Linked DNA regions of Mus musculus: region 1 is linked to region 2. Evidence: chromatin contacts called from ENCODE POLR2A ChIA-PET data. All regions are on one chromosome and are shown on one strand. Each heading gives the region's core, a stretch centred on a gene start or an enhancer-like site at or near the end of the contact. The rest is flanking DNA. Distances are from core to core; before and after follow the strand shown.

Region 1 (6,171 bases), core at 2,344-4,843, 250 kb after region 2:
GCCCTGCTGTCCTGGTCCTCACTCCTGTGTTTGGTGTCTTAGCTGTGTGTGCCTGTGTGCATGTGTGTGACCCTGATGGGCAGGGACTACAGGGACGGTCCCTTCGTTCCACTTTTGGGATGAGGTACTCCTTACCTGCTGCCACCCTCAACTTTGCACAAGGAGAAGGCTGCGCTGCATCCTTCTCTCCCCCAGTGTTAGCAGGGGGGCTGTTTCCCTGCTCCGAGGGTTCCGGAACTTCTGCCTTCCCCTTCTTTCCCTCCGCCTAGGCCCTGGTGAACCACAGGTATGGAGTTATAATGGGGGCTGAGGCTTGGACCAAAAGAACTTCTTGAGTGGGAAGGCCTTGGGTGCCCTCTAGCCTCCCAAGGATGCTGGGGAGTAGCAATAAACCTCAGCCCTCTGGCCACCATTTTCACCTCAATTCAGGCTACAAGTGTGAAGCCTGGATTTAATTTATGGAATTAGTTTTCTGAGTTTTATTTATATGTAAGTTCTGAGGCAGCTTAGCTGGACTGTGTGTGGATGTATACATACACTCGTGTGTGTGCGTGCGCATGTGTGTGTGTGTGTACCATGGGGTAGGGGTACCACTCTACTGTCTAATATAAGCCAAGAGTAGTAGTTTCAGTGAACACACACAACACTGTTTTTCTATAGTACCTCCCAGAATCTTGTATCTGTGCTGGGGCTGGAGGCAGAACCCCTAGGCCAGGCTGGGATGAGTCCTGCAATCTTGGGGGACCTGAGGGCACCTGACAAGGACTCACTCTCTCCTTGCTCTAGAGAGGTTCTACCCACTAGCCACAGCCCTCCATCTGACCTGTTCACACAGGCAGTGGACCAGAGGAAAGAAAGGGAGAATAACCAGGCACGTATGGTCAAACCAGCAGGTCCGAAAGCACAAGGAGCTGGGGCAGGAAGCAGGGGTCCGTCCCTAACCCTTCTCAAAAAGGCTGGGTCGTGAGGGACCCCTAATGCAGGGACCAGAAGCCTCAGTTTCCCCGTTTTGCCCTTCCACAGAACAGCCTTGTAGGTAGAGCTGCCCCCGTCCTACCCTACTCTGTGTGGCTGCTTTCTTTGGTACTCTCTCTCCACTCCCAACGTAGCTGTGACGTGTTGTAGTTTTTAGCTGTTTGTAAAATGTTAAAAAAAAAAAAAGTTAAAAGGAAGTTAAACTAACCACAAAAAGAAAAAAAAATCTAAATTCACCCTCCGTACGCTACGTCTGGTGCCCTCAACCCTAAGGCCATTCCGATTTTGTAACTGAACCAGGTGGTGACTGTTTAACTCTAGTGTCTGTGCTCAAAGGACTGCCTTCTCCTCCAGTGCCCAGTGTGTGAATGTGCGACCCTTCTTTCACCATTCCGTGGCTGGACGTAGCCTTCTCCCTTACTGCATCCCCAGGGGATACACATCCACCTTCCTGTCTCCTGGGGAACCCTAAACCTGACTCCATTGATGTGAAAAAAAAAATGAAATGAAAAATACTGCTGAAAAATAAAGGGTTCGAACCCTTAAAACCCAAAGTGGCTGTGTCTGCTCCTGGCTTCTTCATTCATTCTCCCATACTGACTATCTGGGGAAGATAAACTAGTGTTGGAGAAACAATTCCTTCTCTTATCAACATGGAATGGGGTACCTCAAACCTACATTTTGTTTATTTAAAAACATTTACTTATTCTGGCTCTAGACGGTTAAGAGCCCTTGTTATTCTTGCAAAAATCGACATAAACATATTTTATTTGCATGAGCATTTTGCCTGCATATGTATATATGCACCATGTGCCTGGTACCCACCAAGGCCAGAAGAGGGCATTAGATCCCTTGCAACTGGAGTTCCAGTCCTTCGTGAGTCACCAAGTGGGTGCTGGGAATCAACTCTGGATCCTCTGGAGAGCAGAAAGTGTTCCACCACTTCTCTGGCCCCCCAGTTTTAAGCAATTTCTTTTGGGAATCCCTGCTACCTGCAGCTTGTCCTCGATTCTCCTGCCTCAAGTCCACGCTGCGCTACATTTCTCTTTTTTCTTTTCTGCTCCTAATGCTGGAATTAAAGGTGTGTGTAATTATTAAAGGTGTATTATATGTAAGTACATGGTAGCTGTCTTCTGACACTCCAGAAGGGGGCGCCACATCTCATCACGGATTGTTGTGAGCCACCATATGATTGCTGGGAACTGAACTCAGGACTTTCGGAAGAGCAGTCAGTACTCTTAACCACTGAGCCATCTCCATTCCCCAAACCTAGCCAATGTTTATTTCGGTTCTTTTCCTGCTTCAAATGCAGGAATTCCCTCTTTTCCGGGTTAATTTTGGTATCCTTGCAAAACCCAGATAGTTCACTTCCTCACAAATCCCTTCTCTAGCCTACAGGTAATTTTCTTCTCATAAGAACGTCTGTAGGGACCTAACAGCTGTGTAAACCTGATGGCCTCTCTGAGTTCAATTCCAGAACCATGCAACTGGGGGAGGAGTAACTCCGAAAATTACTCTCTGACACCCAAGTGCGCAGTGGTGTTATGCAACCTCCCCCAGCCCCCATATGCACTAATGATGTGTAGCTCCAATTTAACAGGTATTAAGAGCACCGTTTGACCTCATGCACCAGCTTCTCTTTTATTATCATGGCCCTTTCCGATTCATCAGGACCTTTCTCTAGTCTAGCCCAGGCAAGGGCAAGAGGGAGGGAGTGGCTGCTCTCTCCCTGGGCTAGCTTAGCTTTCACCAGAGGTGTCTTTGCCTCTGCATGGTGTTCATTAGCAGAAAAGGCAGAGCTCCTGGTCCGTACAAATCAAGGAATAAGGTAGTAGTGATGTAGTAGTTTATTCTCAGTCGACCCATTCGGATCGTTCTCCCAATCCAGGTATTTATTAAGAGGTCCCTCGAGTTTTCTTGCTCCCACCTAGGCAGGGGGGACTAATGTCCAACTGTGGGTTTTCTCTCCACTGGGCGGGGGTCTTCGCCTGGATGGCCAGGGCATGTACCGGTCCAGCCAGCTCCTCCGACAGTGCCTCGTGGACCAACCGGTGCCGTTGCAAGGGGCTCATCCCCTCGAAACGAGAGCTCACCACCGCCACGCGAAAATGCGTCTCGCTGCCTGCTGGGACTGCGTGGCCACCGCTCTCGTTGCGCAGCTCCAGTACCTCGGGGCTCAGGGCTTGCTCCAATTTGGCGCGAATAGCGGCTTCCACTGGTCCTGCAGCCGCAGATCCCGCGCTGCCCCGCGATACACACGAGCGCGTGGCCATGGAGACCATGCACTGGGCCGATCGCGCACTTAGCATTCGCTGCGGAGAAACGAAGGACACGGGACTGAGTCCACACACCCTGCCCACGCACCCCAGACAAGCACACCCTGGAACCGCCTCTACTCTGCGTGGCGGGTTAACGCGGCTTCTACGCCGGTAGCGGAGAGACAAAGGCGATTGAGCGGCCAGAGCGCTAGGCACTAAGGGCACTGGGAAAGCATGGCTGGGAGCTGAAAAATGGAAAATGTACAACTTGGTCCTTTTGGCTGAGTCAGAGCCCTATCGTCTCTCCGAACCCTAGGGTGGTACCTTTGTACTTGCTGCGCAGCCTGCTGTACCACCGCTTGATCTAACAACCGAATTTCCGGTCGGACCACGCAAACGCCGCGTCAGGAGGCTCGCTAGGAAACGCAGTCCGGTTGCGTCTGGCAGGCGTTACCCAGTACCCAGAGGTTTTATGGGAATTGTAGTCCCTGCTTCTCCCGACCGGTAAAATCCTGCAAAGTCGGGAAATTAGAGCAATAAAAACAAAAGTGTTTCCTGTAAATTTAAGATGGTTGCACCAGATTTGTAGCTTCTTGATCTATAACCCAAATAGCTTAAGTCATTTGTATGTAATTAATAAAAAAAGAAGTCTCATGTAGCCCAGGTTGGCCTTTACCACTCTAGAAATGTCCATTATTTCCTGATCCTCCTGCCTCTACCTCCTACCTGCTGGGATTACTGTCCTGGGTTATTGATAGAGTGCTTCCATAGCAAAAACAGATTCTTATGAGATTACAGCGGACCTTGCTCAATTCAGAGGGGAATGTCTGCTGGGACAGTTTTCTTCCCAAGATAATCTGTCCTGCCCCAAACAGAGAATTCCAGTGAGAAGGAAAATGAAGATCGTCACACAGTTCCCTAAGAGCTGCACTAACTTGCCTTGCCCCCGCGCGCTTCTGTGTAGGACCCCAGCTTTGTTCCTTTCGGAGATTCCTTTGTTCCTGAGAGAGATAGAATAAAGACAGCCCTGCTCTCAGAGTTTACAAAGCACTAGAGAAATAGTCATAATGTTCATTGTGATACCGTGTGTCAAGTGTGTGGTGGAAATACACACAGTTTACTGTAAGCATATTACCTACACGTGAGGACCAAAGAAATGACAAGAGACTTCTTAGAGCAGTGTAGGAGAAACAAGAAGACCACTTTCTCACCTCATTTGGTCAGGATGTGGTAACTGAATGAAATCAGCACATGACTGCAGTCTCCCCTCCCCTAGCCTGAAACCTGCTTGCTCAGGGGTGGAGCTTCCTGCTCATTCGTTCTGCCACGCCCACTGCTGGAACCTGCGGAGCCACACACGTGCACCTTTCTACTGGACCAGAGATTATTCCGCGGGAATCGGGTCCCCTCCCCCTTCCTTCATAACTAGTGTCGCAACAATAAAATTTGAGCCTTGATCAGAGTAACTGTCTTGGCTACATTCTTTTCTCTCGCCACCTAGCCCCTCTTCTCTTCCAGGTTTCCAAAATGCCTTTCCAGGCTAGAACCCAGGTTGTGGTCTGCTGGCCGGACACAACACATGACCACTCCAAGGAATGGCTGAGGCAGTTCCTACTCTGTGTGTGAGGGAGAACACAGCCAGAGGCATCTGGAAGGGTCTAGTGCAGGAAGAAAATAGAGCAAGCTAAACAGCAGACTGAACAGGGCTATGAAGGGAGAGGAGGGGAGGGAGAGTGAGAGATGGAGAGAGAGAGAGAGAGAGAGAGAGAGAGAGAGAGAGAGAGAGAGAGAGAGAGAGAGAGAGAGAGAGAGAGAGAACCAGAGCCAGAGCCAGAGTCAAGAGAACCAAGAAAGCTCATGGCCAAAATGGCTGGGTTATATAGTATAGGAGTCAGAAGCTGGAGAAGGGAAGGGAAGCCCTGAGCTGGAGCAGTTTGGAGATAGGGTGAAAAGAGCTAAGGAAAGCCATAGATAACGAGTTCTGCTGCCAGCGTGTACTTTGGTGTAATAGAAACCATAGTTACCTATTTGTCCCTGGCTTCTTTGGGACCCAACAGCAGCCTTGTCTTTGGGCTGTCCTGAAACTCATAATGTATACTAGGCTGGCCTCAGACTCTGTAGATCAGACTGGCCTTGTTTGAACCCAAAGATCCACTTGCCTCAGCTTCCCAAGAGCTGGGATTAATGGTGTGTGCCACTACTGCCAGATCAAAGATCAAAGTTTACTAAAAGAAGACAATGCTATAGACATTTGTTTGTTTTTTTAAACAAAACCAAACAAATACTAGGGTAGGCAAGCTGTAATCTCAAGGGGGAGAATGGAGACAAGAAGGAAACATTCCATGTTGTTTGAGTTAAGCAGGCATGAAAGACAGCCACATGATGGAGACCAGAGCTTTAGAGAAAAATAAGGAATCCTAAATTACCAGAAAAAGAAGACCTAGGCTCCGGACAGCATCCTAAGAAAGAATAAAGGAACAGTTGTACCTCTCTGGGTAGACCCAACTGTCGGATCCCAAGGAAATTCCACTTCCCCAAATTCCAAAAGGCAGAGAAGGGATAAATGGCTACCTGAGCTTCCAGTTAGTATACCAAAGCCTATGCTGGCCTCCAGGCTCCCTCAGTATCTCAAGTACCTCTTAACAGAGTTCAGAGTCTGGCTAGCACCCTGCTAGCCCTTCTCACTTCCTCTCTTACCCTAAACTCCCTGCAGCCCACAGGTTTCCCTCCCCCCAGCCACACCTCCTGGTAACCTCCCCCCACCTTGATCTCCCTGTCTCTGCTTTCCCTCTCTTCCCCCCCACCCCCTCCACCTCCCCCTGCACTTCTGTCTCTGCTTGGCTCCTGCTTCCCCCCTAGCCAGGTCCAGTCTGGTGGCCACGCTCAGTCTCTCTCTCTCTCTCTCTCTCTCTCTCTCTCTCTCTCTCATATCTATAAT
Region 2 (6,314 bases), core at 245-2,744:
CACCCCTTTAATCCCAGCACTGGGGAGGCAGAGGCAGGCAGATTTCTGAGTCCGAGGCCAGCCTGGTCTACAAAGTGAGTTCCAGGACAGCCAGGGCTACACAGAGAAGCCCTGTCTTGAAAAAACAAAACAAAACAAAACAAAAAACAACAACAACAACAAACGTTTTGTGAGGTAGGATCTTAGTCTAGCCTAGGCTAACCTCAAACAGTTTTGCTTTACCAGAGTGCTGGTATTACATGGCCGAGGAGCCAATGGACACCGTCCCACCTGCGGGCAAGCCACTATCCCACCAACCCCCCCCCCCCTTTTCTGAGAATATTGAGTTAAATCCATCTTTGCAGCTCTGAGAATTATTTGTAGATTAGATTATTTTTCTGGATAAGATTAACAATGAGAATTTTAAAAAATTCGAATTCCAAGTGATTTTACAGATTTTTTATTAGATATTTTCTTTATATACATTTCAAATGCTATCCCGAAAGTTCCCTATACCCTCACCCCGCCCTGCTTCCCTACCCACCCACTTCCAATTCTTGGCCCTGACATTCCCCTGTACTGGGGCATATAAAGTTTGCAATACCAAGGGGCCTCTCTTCCCAGTGTTGGCCGACTAAGCCATCTTCTGCTACATATGCAGCTAGAGACACGAGCTCTGGGGATACTGGTTAGTTCATATTGTTGTTCCACCTATTGTTGCAGACCCCTTCAGCTCCTTGGGTGCTTTCTCTAGCTTCTCTATTGGGGGCACTCACTGATAAGTGGATATTAGCCCAGAAACATAGGACACCCAAGATACAATTTGCAAAACACAAGAAAATCAAGAAGAGGGAAGACCAATGGGTGGATACTTCACTCTTCCTTAGAGTAGGGAACAAAATACCCATGAAAGGAGTTACAGAGACAAAGTTTGGAGCTAAGATGAAAGGATGGACTATCCAGAGACTACCCCACCAGGGGATCCATCCCATAATCAGCCACCAAACCCAGGCACTATTGCATATGCCAGCAAGATTTTGCTGAAGGGACCCTGGTATAGCTGTATGAGGCTATGCCAGTGCCTGGCAAATACAGAAGTGGATGTTCACAGTCATCTATAAGATTTTACAGATTTTATTTTGTAATAAAGCTGTATATATCGGAATATGGGGTTCCCGGGCTGCAGTTCGCAGGAGGTGCTGCGCTAGACGCCAACTTTTAAGGAGACTCTTCTAAGGTCGCGTTTCCCACCGCGATCCCCGGGTCGAGCCAGCGTGCTGCCACGTATCGGGTCTTGATAGGCTTGAACAGGTCATGCCATTTATCTAAATGCTTTTGGAAGTCAGTCCTCTGCCGCAGTCCCTGGGCATATCCCGAGCTTCCAATCTTTATTTTCCGTTTTCTAATTGCTGCTACTACAGCAGAGCGCCCTGCTGGGGTCCGCCAAGAACAGGACTTAGGACAGAACTGCAAATCGAGCACTCGTTCCGGAGCTAGCGAAGGCGGATGTGACGTCAGATCGACTACGTCGGATGCACCTGCCAGGCCTGGGCTCCTGGGAGTGAGACACGGTTGCCCCAGGGGCTAAGGGACAGACTCGACCTGACCGAATCCCATCACAAGGACGCCTTTCTAAACTCCACTGGGCCGCAGCTCTGGTCACGAGGCTCGGCCTCACTCCACCACCCCCCCAACCCCCGCCCCATCCCTTGTCAGAGCTCCCGTGCATGCGCAGTCGCGCCGGAAGCACGGCTCTGGAGTTTCCGCATCACGGACCTCAGGGATCCTCTACGCTGTTCATTGTCCTTCGGGTCTCGCAACGTTTGCCTAATGATTCCCAATTTCAGTGTTGCATCATTCTAAAGCCTGATGTTGAAGACTATCGCCCAACCCTGGTTAGCCAGTAATCGGAAACAGCAACGTTATGTGTCTTCTAAAGAAATGAGGGCTAGTTTTGTTTTGTTGTTTTTGGTTTTTTTTCGAGACAGGGTTTCTCTGTGTAGCCCTGGCTGTCCTGAAACTCACTCTGTAGACCAGGCTGGCCTCGAACTCAGAAATCCGCCTGCCTCTGCCTCCCAAGTGCTAGGATTAAAGGCGTGCGCCACCACTGCCCGGTGAGGGCTAGTTTTTTTGTTTGTTTGTTTGTTTTAATTTAGATTTTATGTGTATGAATGTCTTGTGTGTGTGTGTGTGTGTGTGTGTATCACTCGTGTGCCTGGTGCCCTCGGAGGTATCAGATGCTTGGGAGCCTCTGGGGATTGGTCCTCTGTAAGAGCAGCCAGTGCTGGAACTCACGCTGTAGACCAGGCTAGCCTCGAACTCAGAAATCCGCCTGCCTCTGCCTCCTGAGTGCTGGGATTAAAGGCGTGCGCCACCACTGTCCAGCTTGTTTGTACACATTTTTCACTGACCTTGTCCTCAGGAGCTAACCCTCCTATCTATCCATCCCCTTTCCCTACTCCTGGAACTGCTGCTAATTGATAAAACTTAAAACTACATCAGTCAAGTTGAGCAGGTGCTGGGAGAAAGCACTGAAGAAAACCGACTCCGAGACTACACATAAAACAGGAAGACAGCAGGGCTTGGTGGCGCACGCCTTTAATCCCAGCACTTGGGAGGCAGAGGTAGGCGATTTTCTGAGTTCGAGGCCAGCCTGGTCTACAAAGTAAGTTCCAGGACAGAGAAATCCTGCTTCGAAAAAACAAACAAACAAAAAACACGAAGGCTCTTTCTTTACCGAACGAGTGATTCCAACAGAGAGACTTTGTAAAGGTCCATTACAGAGAGAGTTAGGACTTATTTTTCCGTCTTTTAGTCAATCACAGCTGAAGGTAGTTTGTCAAAAGTATCAAAGTAAAATCATCCTTAAATCCTTTTTATTAGAACCAACGAACCACTTTAGAATGTTTGCATCAGTTTGTTTTGTACAGTAGAAGTTTCTTTGGAGGTCTGAGAAACATGGAAAAGGTCTTGGACTGCAGGCCATCCTAGGCCACATAGCCAGTCCTATCCTCAAACAGACAAGGATGGAGCAGAGTGTAGCACAAAGCTAGTGGTTTGGTCCCTGCTATTTGAAGAAGGAGAGGTGGTAAAACACTTGGATTTTTGCCCACTTTGTGACATTGTATCTCTGTATCCTTGGCTGTTCTGGAATTCAATCTGTAGACCAGGCTGGCCTGGAACTGGGATAGCCACTTGCCTCCCCAGGTGCTGAGATAAAGGTGTGCACCATTGCTGCAAGTTTTTAAATGTCTCTTTTCTATTGACTAACACCTCACTATTGGTGGATAAAGGAGATGATCTGTGGTGCCTGCCAGTTTACAGGGGGAGAATGGGCCGTCACCGGTACCCAGTCACTTCCTCCAAACTACATACGTATATGGTCTGTTCCTATAGCTTATTTCTGTAGCTCTTGTTTTTCATAACCCAGACTTCAAAATGCTATATGAGAGGCACAACAGATGAATTCTGTTCTTGGTGAGCAGGATTCAAAAGCTGAGACAGACCTCTGTTATCTTTTCAGTGAGTTTGATCATAAACACTAATTAGTGTATCCTTTTCTTAAGTTAGGCTTCAGTGCACTGGCCCCAGGATTCAAGGAAGGCAACAGCAGTGGGGGTGGGGTAGTCACAGCTGTCACTCTAATTTGCTTTCCTTTTAGTCTTTGTGTGTTCAGTCTTTGGGAGTCATTTGTGGTTCACAGATTAAAAAATGCCAAATTATGCACAGATCCAGCTATTGTTAAAGGCATCTTGTTTAACAAACATGGATACCTGTGCTTGAGGCACCTGCACAGTAGACAGCAAAGTGAATAATTCATGACTCCAGCCTTGCCAAACAAAGTCTGAGCAGACCCTTTGTGCCAGAGAGAAAGAGCAAGCAGGGAAATGGCTGCACTGACAGCTTGGACCCAGGAGGCTGACAGGACGCTAGAACTTCATTTGCTCATTTCAGGGAAGGTCTGATCGTCTGTTTTGCACCTCACCATGTTCCTGCAATGCCCACCCACTGTGACTCATGGGATGTGCTGGGGAGAGTTACTGGGGTCTACACCTGTGTGTTGATGTACTCATTTGTAGGGAGGTTGTACGTTTGCAATAGTTCTTGGTCTGTGTTCTAGATCAGCACTCTTGAAATGACATACAATGCTGGCTAGAATTCAAGCCACAGATGTTTTTAACATTTCCTGGCAGTCCTATTAAAAAGGAGGAAACAGGGGCTGGAGAGATGGCTCAGTGGTTAAGAGCACTCTGACTGCTCTTCCGGAGGTCCTGAGTTCAAATCCCAGCAACCACATGGTGGCTCACAACCATCTGTAATGAAATGGGATGCCCTCTTCTGGTGTGTCTGAAGACAGCTACAGTGTACTTACATATAATAAGTTAAAAAAAAAAAAAAAAAGGAGGAAACAGGTGGTGCTGGTGAGCGCCTTTAATCCCAGCACTTGGGAGGCAGAGGCAGGCAGATATTTGTGAGTTTGTGGCCAGCCTGGTCTACAGAGCTAGTTCCAAGACAGCCAGGACTACACAGAGAGACCCTGTCTTCAAAAGAAAACAACCCTCACCACTGACCCCCACCCCCAAAAAGAGGAAGAACCAATTTTGACAGTATGTTTTACTTAACCCAACAAATCCAAATATAATTTCAACATGTAAGCAATGCAAAAAATATTACTAAAATTTAGTTTTCATATAAGTCTTTATAGTTTGGGGTAGGTAGAGTTTTATGTCTCAATTTTAATTAGCCACATTTCAAGCACTCGGAGACTGGGTAGAGATCTAGCATGCTGTATGTCTGGGAAAAGGGAACTGAGAAGCAGAAGAAATGGTCTCGTGGCTCTCTGGCCATCATGGAGTCAGAGTCCCAGCTGATCTTGAGGACACTTTCTAGATTAATCTGACAAACTTATGCGTCTTTGATCCATTTTCCTTTAAAATATATTTATAGCTGGGCAGTGGTTGCGCACGCCTTTAATCCCAGCACTTGGGAGGTAGAGACAGGCAGATTTCTGAGTTCGAGGCCAGCCTGATCTACAAAGTGAGTTCCAGGACAGCCAAGGCTGTGGGAAGCCACATGTGCCGTTGCAGAGTGGCGCTGGCTTCCGCTGGCCACTACGCATACATAGACAGTAAAGTTTTTTGCCAAGATGAAGTTTTGAGAATTAACCAATCAGATGAGAGATAAGTTAGCCAATCAGATGAGAGAGAAGTTAACCAATCAGATGTAGGCATGCAAATGAGGTGGTAAGCATAACCCAAGCACAACCAATTTGGGTGCGAGACACGCCTCTCCTAGGGCTATATAAGCAGCACCAGTTCTGGGCTTGGGGTCTCTCCGCCTCTGCAATCAAGCTCTCCCAATAAACGTGTGCAGAAGGATCCTGTTGTAGCGTTGTTCTTGTTCTTGCTGGCGAGTCGGCCACAAGACAAGGCTATACAGAGAAACTCTGTTTCGAAAAAAAAACCAAACAAACAAACAAAAAAAGAAAGGAAGAAAGGAAGTTTCCAATTTAAACCAGCAGTGGTCATTGCTCAGTGTATATTGAAGCCACATTGGAACTGAGAGCCGAACAAGTATGCTGGTCTAAAGACTCCCAAATGGAGCTTTTTAGATTAGACCACAGACAGGTTAAGGGTGTGTCCTTTCCCACAGATAATTTGTGACCCATGGTAGGTATGGACTCAAAGATAAAAAAACAAAACAAAAACAAAACAGGGTTCAAATCCAGTAAGCAGAGGTAGCCCTTGGGTTTTGGATTGATCAAATAGTCCTGGAAAGCAGGAAAGGCGTCTCCAGGCTTGTACATTTCCAGACTCACTGAGCTGTGGAAAGTTTGCACGGAGCAAGTCTCTCAGTGAGATGGGGGTGGGGGTGGCACTTGAGAGTCCTCAAGAACTACTGGGTGCCTCCAGTTACTTTGCCCTCATGTTTTTGGTTGTGGTAAATTCATGGAACAACTCTTATCTGGAGGTCAGACTGTGTCAGAGAAAGACAGAAGTGAGAGGAGAGGAGACTGAGAGTGAAAGAAACAGCTGCCTGAGAGGGATGGCTGCCTGGCCCTGCCAGGCCCACACAGGTCTAGTCTGGGGATGCGAACACGGGAGGTCCATGTGCAGGGCTCGGGCCTCCAGTGGACATGAGATGCCCTGCCCAGGTTCAGCACCAAACTTTAGATTTCTGAGTCAGTGCAAAGGCGCAGAGGTAGGGAGAGCCTGACCTTCAACAGATGGGCACACAGCGAGGGCAGCCCGCTCCCTTGGGAAGTTGAGAGGGTCTCCCAAGTGAAAAAGCTGGCTGCCACCCCTCACAGGGGCATCATGAGGGGCTTGGGAATG

The links. ChIA-PET counts read pairs that join two places held with the same protein, here RNA polymerase II (POLR2A).
Region 1: POLR2A ChIA-PET joins it to region 2 with 11 read pairs in embryonic stem cell. The contact joins the promoter of Bola1 here to the enhancer-like site in region 2. POLR2A ChIA-PET finds 5 or more read pairs at or near these places in 2 of 5 experiments (Patski and embryonic stem cell).

What each region holds. Positions count from the first base shown.
Region 1 is chr3:96,193,993-96,200,163 of GRCm38, forward strand. It overlaps Bola1 (bolA-like 1 (E. coli)), which reads right to left and starts at 3,594. Exons shown (of 2, transcript NM_026975.2): 1 at 3,558-3,594; 2 at 2,596-3,287. The coding sequence starts at 3,284. The coding sequence ends at 2,871. It overlaps Sv2a (synaptic vesicle glycoprotein 2 a), which reads left to right. Exons shown (of 13, transcript NM_022030.3): 13 at 1-1,191.
Region 2 is chr3:95,949,582-95,955,895 of GRCm38, forward strand. No RefSeq gene overlaps it. Among named protein-coding and RNA genes, the nearest start is that of Anp32e, 23 kb to the left of the region's middle. Within about 2 kb of position 1,495, at least 1 of the 3 ENCODE cell types and tissues checked has a DNase peak (open chromatin) inside an H3K27ac peak, as active enhancers do.